2 separate regions of the Homo sapiens genome follow, and region 2 is linked to region 1. The links are chromatin loops, found by intact Hi-C in ENCODE. Cell type or tissue: PC-3. All regions are shown on one strand. Links, peaks and the distances in the headings refer to the core of each region. The heading gives the core; the rest is flanking DNA.

What was found. Peaks named below come from ENCODE experiments on the same cell type or tissue, not always from the same donor. Only the 100,000 strongest peaks of a DNase experiment are listed, where the experiment ranks them.
Region 2: it touches region 1 in a loop (10-fold over the local background); 83 of 110 quality-filtered maps call a loop at or near these places.

What each region holds. Positions count from the first base shown.
Region 1 is chr7:18,349,050-18,355,518 of GRCh38, forward strand. It overlaps a transcript of HDAC9 not described here. Among named protein-coding and RNA genes, the nearest start is that of HDAC9, 140 kb to the right of the region's middle. In PC-3, for the core only: a CTCF peak has its summit at 3,456 (motif pointing right); a DNase peak (open chromatin) is centred at 3,502; H3K4me3 peaks cover 477 bases; H3K27ac peaks cover 389 bases.
Region 2 is chr7:18,567,565-18,574,033 of GRCh38, forward strand. All of the region lies in intron 2 of HDAC9 (histone deacetylase 9), which reads left to right. Among named protein-coding and RNA genes, the nearest start is that of HDAC9, 75 kb to the left of the region's middle. RefSeq lists an enhancer at 6,129-6,469. In PC-3, for the core only: CTCF peaks have their summits at 3,520 (motif pointing left) and 3,721; a DNase peak (open chromatin) is centred at 3,497.

The DNA.
Region 1 (6,469 bases), core at 897-5,896:
ATACAGTCATTTTCCCAATATGAGAACATGAATTTCTCCCATTGGCTTCCTAATGGTTTTCTGTCACTCAGAGTAAAATTCAGCTTCTTTACTTACTAAGGCCTACAAAGCACTGCACCGTATGTCTTTCATGTTCTAAGGCTTTTGCATTTGTTGGTCCCTGTGCTTGAAACTGTCTTGCCTTAGGTAAGCTGTGCACCTCTCCCTGACCTCATTAGAGATGTCTTTCCAGATGACCTCCCATACTTGAGAACATCTACACACACACACACACACACACACACACACACACACACACACACACACACACACAGATATTGCCCTTCCTCCTTGCTGGCTTATTTTTTCTCTATAGCAGTGATCAACAGCTAACATCTTAACATCTAATATAGTTTTCTTTATTTTTTCTTTCTCCCAGTATAATGTTAGTGCCTGAGAATGGTAGCTTAATGTTATCTGCTTTATCCCCACTGCCTAGCACATAGCAGGGATGCAATAAATATTTGATTCTCAAACATTGAATTGGGGGACATATCTGATATTCTTTATGTTAGTAATTTTATAATTTTCACAGCATTAGAACTTCATATGTGATATCTTGGTGGTTACCCTAATATTGTCTTTGTTAAGTATACTTTTCTAAACAAAGTTCCTGACAAAAAAAAAAATGTGGTGTTGTGTTTTACTTTTCACGCCAACAGGAATAGCACTATGCAGAAAAAATATGTCTTTCTATGTAGAATATTTAGAATAAAAGGTTTTTGGAAAGATCCCTTACTCAAATAATGAAGTGGCTATTCAATATTAATACTTAGTATATTTCAGTTGTTCTTTGCTTTGGAAATTAGGGCTTTGGAACATATGTGAGAATTAGGTATTACTTCAGTATTAGGAGGTCTTCTACTTGCTGACAGAATACTTCGTTTGTGCCAGTTCTGGCCATCATTCATTATTATTAATAGTAGTATATAAGCATGGTAATGCTAATTCAATAGGTTTTCCAGGTTTTTTCTCCCTCTTGTTATTATCTTTTATTTTGAAGTTTGCCTTTATTTCAAGTTGTATTTGTGGGTATTCAGAATTATTGTACCTGTGTATAACTCAGTGGTTCAAAAGTCATTAGTCTTTAATAAATTAGAATTTATTTTAAAAATTCAAGATCTGAAAACATCATTTCATTGACTCTCAAGTAATGTTAATGCCAAGTTTTGAAAAGCAATTTTTCTTTTTGGAGGCAGTAATTTTGAGTAATTGGATTCCATGAAAAAAATGGATTCAGGAGCTAATTGTGTACCAGGTTTACTGGCATTTGTGCAAAACAACATTTAGCAACTGTCAGTGACAATACTCATCTAATTTCTCTTTATCACCAGCTGGTCAATCACGTATCTTCATCAATACAAGTATTTTAATTTCCTCTTTCAGGTATCCTCTTTGTGTGTTTTCTTCCTTCTCACTCTCCCTTCTCTCCTTATTTTAAGCTACTTTAGAAAATAGTAATACTTTACTGATGTGTAAGATGCAAATCACTTTGGAAGTGAGAAGGTGGATATTTATACATTTGTTCTATGACGGGGTTTCTAAGTCTGTCCCACTGGGAATGGTTAGTACATTCCATAGCTGTAAGGGAAAAATCCACTTTTCCCAGAAATAAAGGTCAAGAGACATGGAACAACTCTTTTATTATTTGCTTTCAAAACAGAGGGAATATGATTTATGTCGAATATAAGCTTATGTCATAGCTGTGCAGGTGCTGCCGTGAAGCTGTGACCCCTGTCTAATCCCCATAACGACACTGGGCATTGACCACATTTGCTTTGTAGTTACTGAGCTGCTTTCCCAGGGGCCTTCTAGTTTCTGAACCCAGCCGCTGGGTAGCTGGTCGACCCGTGCTTGGTGCAAGAACATTGTTTTGTAAGTGCAACCTGAAATACATTTTATAACCCCTGCCTAAGTTAAATGACTGTAGGTCTGTGACGGAGCCTCTGTGATTGAATCAAAGTCTCCTCTTAACTCCTTTTTTTCCTTCATGAATTTAGTAGTCGGCTGTAAATAGTTTTTTCTGCTTTATTTTTTATTGCGTTAAACATAATCACAATGATTTATTTCAAAAACACTAAACAGTTGCTTGATATTTACAAGATAAAATGTAATACTGACTTTAATACATCATTGCCTGATTTACTTATATAATTTTTATTTATCGTTGTAAGATAGTTAACATTTTTCCATGTTGCTTCAATATTTTTCCCCTTAAAGATTAATGACTTGGTAAAATTTGCAGTAATCACACAAAAAATTTGTTTTCCAATTTCATTCTGTCTTCCAACATTTTGATCTCCCAGAGTTTTAATATTTTTTAAGTTTCCTATGTGTTATGAATTGTAAAATAAAACAAAAATCCCCCAAAACAAAAAAAGACAGCTATATTAAAAGTATCAACTTTATTTTAAATCTTATTAATGCTTTTTATAATGGGAGGGAAGATATATATATTTAAATGACCATGTAAAGCAAAGTGAGGAAGTTAGGAACCAGGACGCTGAAGCTAAACTGAAGTTGAATCTCAGCTCTATCATGTCCCAGCTCTGTGATTTTGTTAATCTCTCAAAATCTGCCTCATCTGTAAAAAAAGGTGAATGATAGTAAAACTATCTGTTGCATAGCTGTTGTGATTATTAAATGAGTTAGCATTTGCAAAGCCCTACATAAATATTTGCTGTGTAGATAATGTTTAATTTTGTCAAGAACTTTTAAAAGATGTGTTTTGAGTCATTCATACAGGCACACACACAGGTTATTACAATTTTATCAAGAAATTATTAGCCTTGTCTTAAATCTCAAAAAATTTGAATTGACGGTGAATATGTGGAAAGTGACAATATACAAGGTTATCCACTATTGGAAGGTGTGTGTGGAACAGAACAGAACTAGATCACATAGCTGTGGAGAACAAAAGCTCAAGAAGAAAAAAATTCAAAATGAGTTTATATTTTTCTCACAATAACTGTGGGCACCCTTCAAGCTTCAGTTAAGTGATGACAACATAATTAGACAGTAAAATATTCTGTTTCTGAACTGTTCTTTGTGTGACCTTCAGTTATCTCTGAGGATCCTCAGGTTTCTTAAGGTTTCCTTAGGCTGTCTGTTTAATCTGATTTTTCTGAAAAATGTACATGAATAAATAGGCCCTCCAACCAAAAATATTAATATTTAACATTTAGCCAAAGAGGTAGCAAATATTATTTTCAAACAAAATGAAGTAAGATAGAAGAGCTGAGACAATATAATATTCTGCTTAGAGGGAAACAGTAGGTTGCCACTGATTTTTAGTCCTGTGTTTTGAAAACTATTTGAGATAGAAGGACTAAAATTGCAATGAAGATTACTGCAACACAGTTACTTGGTCCTCCTATCATTAATTGATTAAAGGTAATTGCCAGGGAGTCACCTCTGGAGGGCAGTGCAGTCTTATATTTGTTGCAGGAGCTCCAGGTACCTTTAAATTTTCCAGAAGTTCATTTCAAAGATTCTTGGCCTTGTGAGATGTGAGTCATTCCCCGTTTTAAATACTCAAAGGGAACGTAAAGGTGAAAACAAACTCTTTTTCGTTATGATGGTTAGCATGCTAGATTCAGGGAAAATGACGGGAAATAGGACTTACCATATAGAGTTAGTGAATCTCGGTGTGCAAATAAGGAGCTGGCTGATGTTTGTTTTTTTCCCCCCTTTTCCCCACTTTGGTTCAGATACTTGTGAACCTCCATTTCATGATCCTTGTTTTTGTCTCTGTCTTACTCTAAAATACAAATCTGTATCTTCTAAGAAAATCTTTTAACAGCCTCACCATATAGGGTGTTGCAGAAGGTCAGCTCGGCGGCCAGCAAAATATCTTCCAGTACCTTAACAAATCAGCAAAATATTTTGAGAAATGCTTTACTTTTATGAACAAATACCCTGCTAGTTATTGGATTTGTCATAGCATCTAAGGTTTCTCTCATAACCATACTGACCTTCATGTGCTATTGTATTACAAAACCAACTCTTTATGTAATCAAACCTAAGGAAGAATGCTTAATTAGCTATACATGACCCTGTGTTATGATACAGGCATACAAAAGTTATTTTCTTCAGCACTATCTAGCTATTGTACAAAGAAACTTCTTTATAAAGTAAGACATGGGATATTTGATGTCTCAGGAGTAAAGTAATATTGGGATTTTTTTTTTTCCTCTGCAAGCTGTTTGAGAGCTTTCAGCAGGGGGATACCGTATTTAAAGGTAGCCTAAGATCTCATAACTCCATGTGTCACAAAAACTGTGTAGGTTATGAAAGACTTTTCTCGTGAGCAAAACAACTGTGCTTTTTAGCTCTAAATCATGACATAGTCTTGTTATACCACAAAGAATTAAAGAATGTTAAGTAAATGACTTTCTTCCCTCCCTCTGTGCCTCTGAGGATAGTTATTAATGCCGATTCTTGCTGCTGAGTGATCCTGAAGCTACTGTGGCAACCTTTTTATTCCCTGAGTGCAAATGAATCCTCTATGAGGTAATTGAAGGAAATTGATGACATTATTTGCTGTATCTTGGGTATCAACAGCATATAAATGAAAAACACAGCAGAATGCCTGGCCTGTGTTACCACATTGACCTACACATTTGGATCTGAAAGATCTCGAGCTATTTTCTGCCTAAGCAGACTTTGCACCTTTGTGTTTTATAGTGAAGTAGCAGGTACACAACTTTTTAAAATCATGAACTCCTAGCATTGGATTACCACCACCTGGTGTAAGGGATAGGTTTTATAGAAACACAAAGAGCATGGACTTATTCTTTTCATTTTTGTTCTTCTTTGCCAATTTTAATGTTATCTTCACAATCTGAACAGTGTGACCTGTTTCACCTTCTTTTATTTTGAATGTTAGTGTATGCACATTCTAAGCCAAGGGTGGCTTTACCCTTTAAGTTAAATTAAACCATTTGGGACTTAGCAAATTCTGGGTTGTATGTTTTAAGGTGAAAAAAAAGCACTAAAAAGAAAATTTAAAAGAAATTTTATCATCATATAGGGTGTGGATGAATGATTCAAATAGAAAACCTATTTTAAATCAGCCCTACTGAATGAACTATACTAAAAGGACATTTATTTACCTAGTTAGGGAAAAAAGTCACTTTAAATATGGTCTCTAGTTACTTTTCTTCCCATTTATTACATTTGCCACTTCATTGTGACCTTACTATGACCTTGTAGTTTATGGGCTAAAGGTAACCATTATGCAATAATGAAAATATGCAGGCCAGTCTTTACCACCTTGAAAAAATTGGTTTCTTATATTTTGTTTAAATTAACACACTTTGCTATTTATAAAGCTCTGCTCTACGGTGCTTGAAAGAGGAGAGAAGAATTAATCGCAACTAATGTGCAGATTTAGGCTTTTAGAGACTGTGTTTAGTGGAGGTGAGTCAGCAGGCCTTGTTATATTAATTATAGTGGTTTGATTCTCTACTGGTTTTGATTCACAGAGATATGCGCTGTACGTAAGAATTAAAGCATCAATTGCTTAGGAGAAAAAGGAACTTAAAAATCAAACCATTAATACCTATCTTTGCTTTCTTCTTTTGTCTAATTTGTTTTATTTTAGTTATCCAGGCCCAGATTTCCTCCACTTTCCCTTTGCCTTGATCCCAAAACCTGACCTCTGTGAAAAAGGCAATTCATCAATTGGATGTGGTGAGGGAAATGCCCTTCAGAAGGATCTAAAACAGGCAATACAAAAAGCTTTAGACAGTCAACACATCGGGGCACGTAAGCTCTGATGTGACTTGTTATCTCTGAGACCAGTGTTTGCATTCTTCCTGGTTTGTTCCTTAGGCTTGGAAATGCACTGAAACCACAGCTGGTCTTGAAGAGCCATAGAGGATGTGATACAAGGAATGATAAATTAATAATTACAGATCCTCAATCTGCTTATTGTCAGTCATTTTTTCTACCACCAGTTACAAATCCAGTCTTTATTCTCAAACAGAAGTGATGATAATTATCCTTGGTAAAATAACTTTCACATAATGTTGATTGCAGACAGTCACCAAGGGCTATGCTCCAAGTACACTTCTCACCATTTTTATACATGAAATAAAAACTCTTATTATCTCCACTTGTCCATGAGGAAACCAATGTACAGAGAAATTAAGTACCCTTCTCAGGGTTACACAGAAATTCAAGAGCTGGATTTTTACCACAAAGGATGGTTTAGAGCCTCTGGTCTTAACCTTCCAAGAGTCTGGGTTCTTGGGAATCTTCATTTTCAACATAGGCTCTTTATACTACCAGAACTAGCATGTTCTTCAGATATTCAAAACGGAGACTTTTAATAAGTTCATTATTAAAGAAGTGAATAATTTAGGATTAAAAAAATTCTGTTAAAAATGGGTTGCTCATAATTAATGAAGGCAGATATTTAAACCAT
Region 2 (6,469 bases), core at 919-5,918, 220 kb after region 1:
AAGCCATTTGATTCAGAATGCCTTTGCTAAGCTCTATGATTAGCAATGTATTTCCTATGATTTTGGGTTATATAAATTTAAATTTGCATTAATATCTGGAACAACATTTGGGTAAATATTTTTCCCATAGTTTTTAAACAATACCTAACTACCAGAACTATCTTGCATGAAGCACAAAATTTCTGTAGTGGTTTGACTACAGATCTATTACTAGGGTGATAGCCAAACTTGTAGTATTATTATTGCAGCTTTGAGGTGTATAAGATGTTTCTTTAAAACCTCAAGGTTTTAAAACATTCAGAATAAACTATATCAACCCACACATTAACAAACATTTAAATGTCAAATAAGCAGAATATCCTTTAATTTCTAACCATCCCTTTGCAAAACCCATTCCAATGTTGGTTTCTATAAAATATACTGGGGCCTTGTTAGTTTATACATACAGGATATATGTATATGTATATATATATATATATATATATATATGTAAGCTTAGAATTATGTAGCAACTGCTGCACAGATTGGAACAGTCTATGTATGTCTTTCGCTATAATTTATTAAAAGAAATTTCAATTCAATAAGTATTTGTTCTATTTGTAGCTTATTGAAGGGTATACAATCTCTGTCTCATGGAAAAAGAGATAATTTAGGAGAACACTCCTGAATCTTTTACTATGGAATATTATACAGGATCTTTCATTAGGACCATTCTAAATTAATATTTACCATATTATTAAATATGCAAGATAAAAAACACTGAAAAATAATATTGTATATGTGACAATGGCAAAGCTAACTGTAACCTGTCTAGTGCTCATTATTCTCGTCTGTGAAATGGGGATAATAGTAAAGCTGTGTATTCAAAGAGAAAGTCCATCCAAAAGTCATAGCTAGCGCTCAGCATATGTTGCTCATTTTAAAGTGCCATCATTCTTATTTATATTTTTGTTTTCCAGTTGACTGCGTATTGTGAAGAGCAAGCAACAAAGTCTAAAATTAGTATATCAATCTAGTGAAAATACTTAGAACTTGTTTTATATGGTGTTCTCCTGTCATGTTCTATTTCCTAATTATGTTTTATTTTAGATGAAATACACTATGATAATTTTTAACCTAATTCATTCAACCATTATAGCAGAGAGGTAGCTTGGAAATTTGTTTGTCACAGGGACATCCCACCATGTGAGAATAAAAATTGGGCCGGGCGCAGTGGCTCACACCTGTAATCCCAGAACTTTGGGAGGCCGAGGCGGGTGGATCACCTGAGGTTGGGAGTTCGAGACCAGCCTGACCAATATAGAGAAACCTCCTCTCTACTAAAAATACAAAATTAGCTGGGCGTGGTGGCACATACCTGTAATACCAGCTACTCAGGAGGCTGAGGCAGGAGAATCGCTTGAACCCGGGAGGCGAAAGTTGCAATGAGCCGAGATCACGCCATTGCACTCCAGCCTGGGCAACAAGAGCAAAATTCTGTCTCAAAAAAATAAATAAATAAATAAAATAAAATAAAATTTGGCTATAGATTGATTCTCAGGAGTTCGCAAACTTTCTGTTAGGGGCAGATAATAAATATTTGAGATTTTGCAGCCTGTACTATCTCTGTGGCATTCAATTCTGACTTTTTAGTGCAAAAGCAGCTATACACAGTAAGTCAATGAATGAGAGTGGCTGTGTTCCAATTAATTTTATTTGTAAACACTGAAATTTGAATTTCATATATTTTTATGTCACAAAATATTTTCCTTTAAAAAATTGTTTTCCCAACCATTAAAAATGTAACAATCATTCTTAGGTTGCAGGCCATAAAAAATTAGGCAGGCTGGATTTGACCCATGAGCCACAGTTTCCTAACTCCTGTTCTGCATAGTTACCTTCATTATAAATATTTTCAATAATTTCTTATACTTTTGATTGTACAAAGAGGTATGGCTTCAAATTACAGACTGATATCTCAGAGCTGTGCTTAAAGTATTGAGAAGCATTCTGTAATGCTGATGGTTTTCTCAATATTGGCTAATTCTATAAACAGATACTATGAGTTCTGCCAGAAATAGAAATTCTAATGACAGTCTAATTAAATAGAAGCCATGGAGAAGAATTATTACATTTTCTTATGCCAAATTATAAATGTCTTCAATTAATGCACAGATATTTATTTATTTATGTATATGTAAAAAGTGGATTTTCTGACAGCCTCAGGCTCCTCTTTGTGGTAGAACCTTCTGTTTCTCTAATTAGTTGTGCCTTAATGGCCAGTAATTGTCTTTTATAATGCACAGGGAACCTAAAAAAAAACTGAAGGAAAAAAAATAGACCATCACAGTCTATCTTTTCAAATCTTTTCTCATGCTGTCAAAAAACAGCTGCCTCTTACTTTTTGTTACTACTTTCTTCAATTAAAAAGTAATCTCAAAATTTATGAATAATACACCCAAACCTCATTAACACTGTTTACAGTTAATTATGATTTAGTATCTCTCTCTGTCTGATATAACCCAATGGGATTTAGTTAATCAAGTACCGAAGATGACTTCATTACCAGGCAGTCTTTACCTGTGAATCAGTAGATTCACAGATTGGAGAGTACAGCCATAGTGAATTTAAGAAAAACAAAAACAAAAACAAAAAAAAATGCTAATTGCCTAGACTCAATAGAATTTTGTATAGCTAAAAGAAAAGGGTGAAATATTAAATTTGGAATTCTTAAGTACAGAATTGTTCCTTAAAAAGAGTGCTGAAATACACACTTTAAGAAAGATGCTTTAGACTTACCTGAAAATACACAAGTGTGTCAAAATATGAAGAAATATATTCAATTACACATATCTCTGTGGAATATATTGACAATTATGAACAAATGTTTTTCTTCACCTTTAAAAACAAAAATATGTAATATTATTTTAACAAAAACTTTTCAGTCTCATCTGTATCAAGGCATACTCCAGAATGAAATGTGTAGAAATAAAATGAAATGCCTATTTTGTAGAAGTCAAATAGAATCAGAATGGAGTGGTTGAGATCATGGACTCTGGAGCTGGACGGTGTGTGTTCTAATTCCTGTTGTACCTGTTAGTGGGTGTGTGACCTTGGCCAAGCTCCTCTGTGGCCTCCATTTTCCTCATTTGTAAGTAAGAATCCCAAGCACGTCTACTCCATAGGTTACTAGATATTGCAACCTCATAATGTTGTAAAGAACAAATGAATGAATATTTACTTTATAAAGCATTCAGAACGATGTTTGTTATACAGTAAGTGCTGTAATTAGTGTTGGTTCCATAATTTAAATTAGAATAAGAGAAACTCGGGAGACTGGCCAAAATTATGCTGTTACTCTTTGTGCTTACCCATGTTTGTAAAGCCAAACTTGGAATCAGTACATTTAGGGAAGTCACATTTTATTAGAATGCTTAGGACCTCAAAACTCACCTATTTTAAAACTCACATATCCAAAGTGCTTCCTGACAAAGGATACTGGATATTTCTCTTTAGGAGCAAAAGTGGTGCCACCATGTGGCAATAACATAAATATAGCTGCCAATCCATTTAGCTTGGCAAGGCTTATATGAGCACATTACATGAATTTTTAAAATGTTTTAACGTTCAATTTTTTTCTAAATTGTATGTACAAAGTATAACTTTATTATTTTTAATTCAGCATTTTAAAATTCCCATAATTTCAGTTCTCATAAAACAAGAGTGGCATTTTCTTTGAAAAAACAGTAATGTAATTTGCCTGTGATTTGAATTTGGCAAAATAAACAAATAATGCCCTTATAACACTGATTTTCAAACTGAGTTCCATGGAGCCTGCATTCCCTGGGGGAAAGGAATAGCGGAGGAAGTGAGTGGATAGAACCTTGGTTCCTCCTCTCCGTCTTTTCTAAAACATTTCCACTTTTGCTGGTTTTATATGTTGGAACTGTTCGTAAGATTTTATTTGAAGAAAATAAGAAAATATCCAGCCGTTTAAAGAAATGTTTTTCTTTTCTAAAAGCCAGTGCAGTCCTATATTAGGAGTTTCAGTGGGGCTTTAAAACTTTATTTTATTTTTTATTTTTTATTTTTTTTTTTGGTAATAAAGATTTACTCAGAACTAGAAAACAGCTAAATTCTGGAGAAGAGGTAAGATGCATTGGTTGAAACCCTATTCCTGTTATGCAGGACTGAAAAGATTAGAGCAGAGAAAAGGCAAAGACATGGTCTGAATCGCAGAAGAAAAGAAGGAAGGTATATCACACATGGCATTTCAGCTTTGTTTCTCCTACTTTTCCCGCATATTTTCATGTATGTTGTTGTCTTAAACATATTAAGCATTGAGGCTTTCAGAAAATATTCAACTGTTTTGTGCTGGCTAAAGGTAATTGTTTCCTGGTGGCAGGAGGCATGAACCAATGAAACTTTTTTTTTTTTTTCTGTCAAAATAGCACATAATGATGTACTTTTTGTAAGCAAGAATTCCTGATAGAAGAGTGGGAACACATTTTTGAAAAAGTTTATTTGCTGAGTAATATGTTTAGAAAGAATGTTGTTAGAGAAGGATATTTGCTAAGAAAAATCATTTATTCAACTAATATTTATTAAACTTACAGTATAAGCTACATAATATACTAGGTTCCGGAGTTATAAGGGAATCCCTTGCCTCAAATATTAGGGTTTCATAATGAGAGGGAAGTTTTGTTAGTCATTTGAAATAGCTATTTGAAATAGTCAAATTTGAAATTTGACTATTTTGTCATATTCATAAATATGTCATATTCACAAATATGACTATTTGTCATATTCAAATATGACAAATAGCTATTTCAAATGACTAACAAAACTTCCCTCTCATTATGAAACCCTATATTTGAGGCAGAGGATTTCCTTATAACTCCAAGTATTTGTCTGTGACCTAGAAGAATATATAAGTTGTAGAAAAAAATACGGGAAAGGGGACGGTTTGCACCATCTTCCTCGTAGTTCCTTTAGAAGTGAATTTACTTTAGATCCCAGAGGAAGAGTATTAGATCTGGCCACAGAAGTAACTCTTTTATATTATTACCTATATTTTCTATTTTAAAACATTAAAATTTTGAATCTTCTCAAGATTTCATTTTTAGGTACATTTATATCAAATTGAATTTTAATCTCAAATTACAAAATAATATGGATTACAAACTAATATATAGGTTCTTAGCTTCTATTACCTTGGAGTCCCATAAATTGGCTTGATTTTGTTTCCGTAGTGCAAGGAGCTGAATAAAGCTTTTACTCAGTTCTTAAATAGTAAAGAACTAGCAAACATTGCGATACTTTAGAACTAAGTGGCCATTACAGATTAGTTAGCAGTTCATGTTTGTGTTATGGTTTGTTATGACTGCTTAATTCAAAAGCATATTTGCAGACAGGGAGTTTGGATTAAGTAAATCAAAATAGTAAAGGCTTTGATTAAGAAGTTAGCTTGCTTTAACTTAAATGTTGATATTTCAAGGCCTACTGATATTTTAGTCATTTGCGGTTATTTTTGTTTCCTGTTCAGACCCCTGGGAAATAAGAGAATAGTAAATCAAAGCCCAGGTTGCTTTTTGCATTTTTTTCCTTTTCATTTATGCCATGTAGTAGTTGACTTTAAGAAACTAAAGACATGGATAACTTGAACAGAATCACTGTGAGGGAGAATTGTATTTCTGGATTAATCAATTTAAATAATTCTTGTTATAAAATGATTCTTTTCATGTTTGATAATTTAGTAATTCTTTTTATTCCACGATAATGTTATCGTAACTAGTGGAAAAGCAGCTAAAAATATCTGCATTACTAAAGTCCAATTTGGGCAGTATTGTTATCAAACTGAGGCTATGTTGTTTGTGTCTAGGGATCGCTAGGGCGTTGCTTCATCAGCCAGAAACCTCTGTGACAGGTGGTGCCTTCTGCCTGAGTATTGCTAGTGCCCGTTTCTTTCCACCCACTCGGCTCAACAGGCTGCACTCGGCTCGTGCTGCCAGCCCAGAACCCACACCTGCCAAGTACGAGCAAGGCGTGGAGCGGTGAGGGGTGTGTGTGTGATTGAGTGCAGGGTCTAGCCACTGCACACAGCTGGGCACACTGGCTGCTGTGGTGGGGCAGGCAGCTCCAGGCAACAACACAGGTGCCAGCTCCATGTGAGGAGGCTGAGGCTGGAGCACATGTACTGCACGCGGCTTCTGCTATGGGCATCCGTGTCTGGATGAGGGGAACATGGTGGCACCCAGAAGCTTGGAGATGCCTGGAACCACTGAACCCCAAAGAGAGTGTCACAGCCCCCTGGCTCAGGGAGCCCCTGGGCCTGGGCTCCCCAAAGGGCCACAGCTCTTCTCCCCTTCTCATCGCCCACAACATGGCAAGCGGGAGGGTGTGTTTCAGCCCTGTTCGTGTTAACAGCTCTTTTAGTCCCACCATTTGATGTGTCCCGAGTTCTTGTTTCATACCCAGGAAGAATGAGGTA